Linked DNA regions of Homo sapiens: regions 1 and 2 are each linked to region 3. The links are chromatin contacts, found by Hi-C in ENCODE. All regions are on one chromosome and are shown on one strand. The core of a region is the stretch at or near the end of the contact, and the rest is flanking DNA. Distances in the headings are between cores, read along the strand shown. Region 1 overlaps LOC102724637 (a long non-coding RNA gene). Region 2 overlaps MEF2C-AS1 (MEF2C antisense RNA 1). Region 3 overlaps MEF2C-AS1 (MEF2C antisense RNA 1).

Evidence for each region. Hi-C counts contacts between places; a loop is a spot of excess contacts on that map. Pooled maps may share reads with other maps.
Region 1: a loop to region 3 is called in a map with no recorded cell type, with 9 times the contacts of the local background. The contact joins two enhancer-like sites. A Hi-C loop is called at or near these places in 9 of 37 single-sample maps with no recorded cell type and 4 of 50 pooled maps.
Region 2: a loop to region 3 is called in a map with no recorded cell type, with 3 times the contacts of the local background. The contact joins two enhancer-like sites. A Hi-C loop is called at or near these places in 3 of 37 single-sample maps with no recorded cell type and 3 of 50 pooled maps.

The regions. Positions count from the first base shown.
Region 1 is chr5:89,929,487-89,932,186 of GRCh38, forward strand. The region is part of intron 2 of LOC102724637 (a long non-coding RNA gene); the gene reads left to right. Among named protein-coding and RNA genes, the nearest start is that of MIR3660, 86 kb to the right of the region's middle. Within about 2 kb of position 1,390, at least 7 of the 41 ENCODE cell types and tissues checked have a DNase peak (open chromatin) inside an H3K27ac peak, as active enhancers do.
Region 2 is chr5:89,119,543-89,122,242 of GRCh38, forward strand. The region is part of intron 4 of MEF2C-AS1 (MEF2C antisense RNA 1); the gene reads left to right. Among named protein-coding and RNA genes, the nearest start is that of MEF2C-AS1, 240 kb to the left of the region's middle. Within about 2 kb of position 1,374, at least 2 of the 41 ENCODE cell types and tissues checked have a DNase peak (open chromatin) inside an H3K27ac peak, as active enhancers do.
Region 3 is chr5:89,434,181-89,436,905 of GRCh38, forward strand. All of the region lies in intron 8 of MEF2C-AS1 (MEF2C antisense RNA 1), which reads left to right. Among named protein-coding and RNA genes, the nearest start is that of LINC02161, 150 kb to the right of the region's middle. Within about 2 kb of position 1,296, at least 2 of the 41 ENCODE cell types and tissues checked have a DNase peak (open chromatin) inside an H3K27ac peak, as active enhancers do.

The DNA.
Region 1 (2,700 bases), core at 140-2,639, 500 kb after region 3:
TTGCAATGGAAATACTGGGTTGTAGTGAAGGTAAGATCTTGAAGAGTCAAACACAAATGAAAGTACTTGAAACATACTTAAGAAGATACAATAAAACTAAAATAATTATGTAGCTTTTTTTTTTTTTACTTAAAGGTAATATTGCATCAATCATAGATCTAGAGATAGTCAAGACAGAGCTGATGAACCTCTTCCTATTCTTTCATTTTTTAAAAAAATAAATTTCTAGTTAAATTCCAAGATTTCTGTCTAAGCCACAATGTTTTCACTCAACATTTAATGCACGACCCTTTTGTGACAGGCACATACCTGAATACATTAACTCCAAAACTGAAATGTGGACCACAATATAACTAAAATTTATCTTTCATACAGTACAGTCTTTTTAGAATGAAAGTTTCATATTCCCCATGAAACAGGACTTTTAAATTCAGCATTTTTCAATGTCCCAAGTACTGCTTTATTTTAACACTCTAAACCTTAAGACAGAAGTGTTATTATTCTGCATTAGTAGATGAGGTAACCAAAGACCAGAGCTCTTAAGCAATTCCTAGAGTTGCACAGTGGGAGACTGAGCTTTCAACTCAGTATTGTCTCGCTATAAAGATGGAGTTTTTCCAATAATGCAATGCTCTCCTTCTTCTTCTTCTCCTTCAGTGAATTACCATGTCTCTTATATTCTCTCATTCACAAGTATAGGAGTGATCAACAATTCTGAAATATCAATCTCCTTAAAAAAAGTGCCCATCTTGTTTATATTTAGTTACTTCTAGAAGAACTATACTTCAAATTGCTTGAAATGTCTACAAGAAATTTTGAGTGTGATGTTAGTAAACAGCAATCCTTGCACATATCACTGGCTGTAAATATGAACCATAAATTCCTCACTTAAACATATAAAATCAAGCATGGAATTAGGTTATTCAAAGAGGCAAGTCTGTGACAATATTATTTACTATCTTATTTGCAAGGATCACATCTTCTAAAAACTAACTGTTGTATGTTTGTCTTTAAAGAGGTCTATAGATAAAGGCAGTGATTTTCTGAATACATCAAAACCCTCATAGCATTCCTGAGGATCTACTGATTAACCCAGTAGGATATTAATTATGAACACATCTGCCATTCTTACTTTTTGTTCTTTTCCTTTAAATAGGAGTGGAGTAATTCAGACATGTGTGTATGATTAGGTGTAGCTAGCAGTGCATGATGAGCTAGATTTAGATACATTTATGAAGCATCAAATACAATGAAACAGTTTACTGGAAAACAAAACTTGTACTGGAGATTGGAACTCTTAAAGCAGGAGAAAGTTGTTTTTAAAAAAGCTTAACCTTAAATAAAACACATATGTGGTGGGTGAATGTGAAAGAATATACAGCTTCATTGTTTCTCGAGAACAAAAGTATTTATAGTTCTTCCGCTTTGTGACTCATCTCTCTGCTGTAAAATATTTGGGCTATTACTCATAATTACAAAAAAGGCATCGAAGAGAATGGCTTGACGTTAGTGCAAAGGACAAGGTGAACAAACTGGCATTTTATTTGTGACATTCTCATTTATAAGAAGTTGGACAATCTGTTTTTTGACTGCTTTCTTTCTCTGCAAAAATGACTATAATATAGCACTTAAAATAAATGATAATTCATGTGCCTCTAATCTAAAACGATCAAAACAGGCAAGATGCAAACAAGACACAGAGAGTGCAAAGAATGCAGCATACTGCAATAAATTCCCCTTATATTTATTTAACAATAAATATGCAAATTTGAGATAATTATGAAGACATGTGCTTTGAGGAGCAGAGAGACTACTCAAAAGGTATTTTGTTCAATCATCCTTTTTCTTTTGAGCTAAGATGAGAACCAGAAGGAAACAGATATAATAACAAAAATGGAGTAAGTATTGATCATGGATGAGAAGACTGAGATAATATAAAACCTCTAACTCAAAAAGCATTTTTTTCTGGTAGATGAAACTAAGTGATTCTAAATAATAACTTATTAGTAGAAAACAATTAATTTTATAGCCTTTTAATGGTCCTTTTAAGGGAGTAGTACACTCCAAAGTGAAGTTAATCCTCCACAACGATATTAGTTTTTCTTAAAGAAAATGCTAATTAATAAATAGTTGCTCTGAACCATTTAAAGAATAGAGAAAAAATGTCAAAATGTTACTAACTTCCCGGGAACACAATTTTAATATTGTTTTTCATGAGAATTACAGATTTTTGCATTACTTACTCTTGACTACAATGAGTATTGCATTTGATCAATTATATTTCTAATATTTTGCCATTAATTTTTTCCTCTTCCAGAAAGATGGTATTTAGCCAAATTCTTAGACTTCCTATTCATTCTAAAGGACAAGCTTTCATTAATGTACAAAGGGGCCACTCTTTAATGGCACAGAATACTAGAAAAAGCTCATTCTGAAATATTGTTAGGTAGCTGTTATAGACTAGAATTGTATTAAGGGTGCATATCACATATCCATATCAAAATATATAAAATACATACAGCAGGATTCCTTCAACATGATGAACTATCACTGGATAATGGCTTTATCTCCAACCATCTCAATCGTGGGTATTACAATGAAATCTGAAAAAGGTGAAAAGCACTGTCAACCTTTCTTAATATTGTTGGAAAATGCTGGCGTATTAGAGCTTAAGTGGTTCTTGAAGAAGTCTGTGTGTGT
Region 2 (2,700 bases), core at 124-2,623, 310 kb before region 3:
GTATGTATTCTTGGGGAAATTTACTCTGATATATATTTGGAGGACAGTTGTCAAAATAAAAATATCAGGCAACTTACACTGTAACACTATAATTTATCAACTTTCTTCAATCTGTAAATCAACTTCCTCTCTGTCTCTCTCTCTCTCTCTCCCTCTCAGTTTCTCTCACTCCCTGTGATATATAACTACCAATACATAGTGGCACTGTCTTTTTTTTTATCAGGGGAAAATACACTTTTCTTGTTAAGGATTTTAGATGCCGTATGCATCCTTAAAATGCTTTTGGGAGAAAGGAGCTGTGTAAGTCTTGCATTATTTCATTAAAAATTATGAGTCAACAGGGCAGAATGTATTCTACAGTTTATGCCTGCCTGTGAACATTAGAACAAATCTCCCAGGTCAGGATTTGGTGGTGGAGTGTGGGAATTTTCCATGCCTTTTAGCATTGATGCCTATGACTTTTAGTCCAAGTTATCAGTTCAAAATGAATGGGAGCCATTTCCTATTCATTTTGTGAAGTGTGGACAGTGGTTTTGATAAATGAACAAGGCTTTGGATAATTTGAGTAAAATCCTTTTCTAGGTAACACCTTGTGCACTATAGAGACTAAAAAGAATGACGTTTTAGATAAAGGAAAAATGTGCATGTGAAGCCTATTGATAGAAAATTCTTTTGGTTATGTTCTGAATCTAAATCTGTAATCATAATAAAGAAATACATCTGTAGGCCTAGGAAGAGGGAAGGGAAAGGAGGAAAAAGGAGCCAAAATAAATGTTATTGGCAGTACAATAATGTTTTCTGATCATAGATTTTAATAAGAAGCCAAGATGTCTCAATGTAAGTTAAAAATGTAACATCAACTTTGTAGAGGGGAATTAGGAAGAATACATACACAAACACACACACACACACTCACACACTACATCATTACAATGACCTTGAAGTCACAATATTAAAGGAAAAAGATAAAAGAAAGCTGGAAAAACTGGAAGAGCGCTTACTATTCTGCGCGCAGAAAATATTTAATTTAAACACTCTAAGAAATTACGTCCAAAGAATCATTATCCCAGGAAACATCTATAGAATGAATGTATTTCGAGATCTTCATTACAGTTTAATTTGCATAGATATTTTGGGGAACTCTAGGACTCTAAGTGTGTCCCTAGGATTTTATTTGCAGAAATGAAGTAAACTATGGATAAGCTTTTCTCAAGTCTTAAATACTAGGTTTGAGACTGCACGAAAGAAGCATAATAGACTCCACTCAGGCACACTCAGGGAGAATATCAAGATAGAGTGTGACACTTTACCCACTGTTAAGGAAGAGACTGAGAGCTTGAATGCTGACTCAGGGAATGGGGAAAGAGTGCTTGCTTCCTCAGTGTGGCAATAAGGGAATTGGGCAAGTTCAGCTTGCTGGCAGAACTATGTTACACTGCAAAGCATGAGACGGGTTCAATGGAGCGAGTCTGAGCAACCCTTTAGGGCAGGGTATCCCAAACTTACCTGACTACTGAAACATGTTTAAGTTACAATGCATTAATGGAATACCAACAGAAGTGACAGGACATATTGCATACTTTGATCAAAGAAGACCTCAAACATGACCGGTCTTATATCTGATTTAAAAGCTGCAAAAAAGGGGCAAAACTTATTCATATGTGTGCTGTAGCTTTATAGCACCACCAACCAGATAATTTATTTTATTTCATTAATAACAAGAAACCTAATTATTTCAAGCTTAAGTATAATAAAATATCAAAACATTTTTATCAGGACAGTATATTAAAAATTATTTTTATAGCATATTCACTTAATATTGTTATATAATATGAAATCTTATTTTACATAGGAACTGTGTAGAAAAAAGAGAATAGGAATTGTATATTTTGCAACATTTGGGTAATCTTAGATGGACTGCTCTAAGAATTACTTCAAAGACAGGAAAAAATGAGATCCATCAACTTAATTTTGAAATATTCCAAATTTTACTTGTTGACGTGTTTTATTTAGACACAATTTGAAAACGATATGACTCTTCTTTTGTTTAATTCCCTCCTTTTTCAATTGTAGTTCATGGTAAATGGGATCATGAGGTATACATTTTTCATATGTGACAAACATTAAAACTATACAGTATTTTACAGTTGTAAAATGCTACTAAAAACCAATCATCTTCAAATAGACAATACATGTCAACCTGAGGGTTAAGTGGTAAATACTGCATCAAGGTGTAGATTAAAAGTCATAAAGTCGCTCTTGTGACTTCTGGGTGTGCTGGTGTGCATTTCTTTCTTTCTTTCTTTCTTTTTTTTTTTTTTTGAGACGGAGTCTTACTCTGTCGCCCAGGCTGGAGTGCAGTGACGCGATCTCTGCTCACTGCAAGCTCCGCCTCCCAGGTTCACGCCATTCTCCTGCCTCAGCTTTCTGAGTAGCTGGGACTACAGGCGCCCGCCACCACGCCCGGCTAATTTTTTGTATTTTTAGTAGAGACGGGGTTTCACCGTGTTAGCCAGGATGATTTCGTTCTCCTGACCTCGTGATCCGCCCGCCTCCGCCTCCCAAAGTGGTGTACATTTCTTAAAAGCAGAGAATTGTATGACAATTGTAGTTGTTTGCACATTTATTCAAAATTTTCATAAATTAATATATAAAATAAATGCGGAGACAAAAATACTTCTAGGTATGTGCCTCTCTGTC
Region 3 (2,725 bases), core at 46-2,545:
TTAACATCTGTTTATAATTGCTGGAAAGATCTAATGTTTTGCATTTTAGAAAGCATAAGATCCATTGTGAAATACTTTGAATATTAGTATTGATAGTTGAATATTAGTATGGATAGTTGTAATTAAGATTTTTATCAAATAGAGTTATTGTTTAGGCATATAATCAGACACACAATATCAACCCAAGTCTGTGAAATTCCAGTCTATGGAAGTGAGTTGTACAGTGTTTGGCTTTGCACTACACCATCTTTTTGGGTGTAATGCAAAACCAAATACTGTATATATGTATGTCTTGCTGAATAGATTGCTTTGTGCCTCTCTCTCTTTTCTAAAGCTTCATAGACTGTTGGTGTAAAAGGACCCCAATGCCATTAATATAGAAAGCCTTACTCTTTCTTGCCTCCATTTCAATCTAATACAGGACCCAACCCCCTGAAACATTTCCTCAATTGCATCTTGACATTCCCAAAGACTGTTTCTTGGGTTACAAATTAAACAATATACTCTCATAAATGCTTTGTGTGATATAAAATTAAAACTGTAGTTTTAATTTTAGTCCAGTTTAATTTTAGTTTATCACATATGTTCAAATATCTTTGAATCCTTACCTGGAATAACACTGATTATTTTTTCAGGGAAAAAAAAAAACTATTTTGTCATTGATTGTGTTTAAGGACCCTGAGAAGTATGTTGAGTTCCCTGGCATTCTTAAAGGCAAGAGGGCAAGCAGTTTTATAAAGGTATTCCAATAACTACTTTATAAAATCTGAAACTTCATGTTAATTTCAGTTTCAACAAAGTAGTTCACATTATGACTTCCCTAAATCTTAACCTAGATCTCGACAAGAAATTAGTTATAATAAAGAGTTAAAGAAAATATTTTAAAGCTGCATTTTGTCCTGTCTCTTAATATTTGATAATTAAAATATGTAAAATTTGCATAATATCCCTAACTTTGTCTCAGCATGTTCATATCTATTCGTCCATCATTTCTCCAACAGCACCTTTGAAAGACACAGCTAGAATCATGATCCCATTTGATTCAGGAGATAATTGAGTCAAAAAGAGATAAAATGATTTTCTGAAAAACACGGGACTAGTGAATACTAGCACCACAGCTAGGAAGCTAGGGTTATGGTGTATAAACCTCATTTATTTCATTTAGAAATGAACAAAATGAATTTTAAGTCACATATAAAGGATAGAAAAGGCTACACCAATGGTGTGATTTCAGGAACTTAAATATTTTCTCAACAACCTTCCACAGACCCTGAACTCCTCACAGTTTCAAGTCAGGCAGTATCCCCAGAAAGTCCCTAGTTGAATGCAAATACACAGTTTCTGATTTACCCAAAATCAATGTACACAATACCTTCTTTCCTGCCACACTTTCCCCACACACCAGTGCCTTGCAGCTGCTGAAATAGGAACCACAATGAAGACGAATGGGACTTTTTAGATTCTGTGGTGCAAAAAGTTAAGAATAAGAAAGCTGTGTAAATCACGAGCGTTATAGATAAAAAGATGCAGAGGCAAACATCTAAATTGGTATGATCTTCTCGTGCTAACTGAAAATAAATCTTTATGTATTATCTGAATCTTTTTTACATCAATGTATTGTTATGTTAAAGTTCTACAAATTCATGATTTATTTAGGTAGCAACTATTCCAATCACTCTCAACCTTTGGGAGTTTAAGGGATTAAGAGTCATTCACACTTTCATGAATTAGTGGAAATTAGTACTCTCAGATTGTTTCCTATTAACAACGTTCTAGGAGTCTGACATTTCTGACTTTGGAGAGTAGGGAAAGGGGCAGCTTGGAGGGAAGAAGGGGCACTAAACACTAAGTATAGTTTGGTTTGTTTTTACTTATTTTCTGTGAACTTAGAAATATGGCAACAGTTTATAAGATGATTTCTACAAAAAATTCTCTAAAGAAACTATCTTGATAGGATTGTTATTTGCTCACATGCTATATAGGATGCATAAAGTATTGACATCCTTATTACATTATAGCCCACAAGACTGAAAACTCCAGCAAACTTGTAATAATAGATGAGAATGCAAAATTTAGAAATTAGACACTTTCTAAAAATCTTAAATGTTCAGGGTCACTAAACTGTGGACTCCTGGGGACTTTAGGAGTAGAACCTAGAAAAACATACTAGAATATGTACTAGAATAATACAAAGAGGTGTAGAAGGCAATAGAGCAAAAATATATTCTTCCTCTCTATTTATACAGGGCCAGTTTTGACAAAGAATAATTTTCATGACAAAATAGACATAAAAGATATTAAGCATTATTTCTAGCCTCCATTTTCAATTTTGATTTTGTGAGGAAATTCAGGACACATGCTCAATGAAAGTGCCATCTTTATTTCAAGGAAACATGTAAACAATGTGAGAAACCTCACAAACATTACACCATAAAAGAGTGAAACACAGCTCTGTCAGTTTCATTTCGAGATTCTCCTTGAGGGAAGGAGGGAGAGAGAGAGAATAAGAACGACAGAAAGAGAAAATGAGAGCTCGATGAGACAAGAACAAACCTCAATTTGTCTAAACATCACATGAAAAGAAAACATTAAAAAGCTTGCCTGCATTTTTACAATGAAAACATGCATCCCACATTCAGTTGTCTTGATTAGCTCCAGTAAAATCTTGGTCTGACATTGCCTGTTACCCAGCATACACTTAAGCTACCTTACCTTGTTATTTATG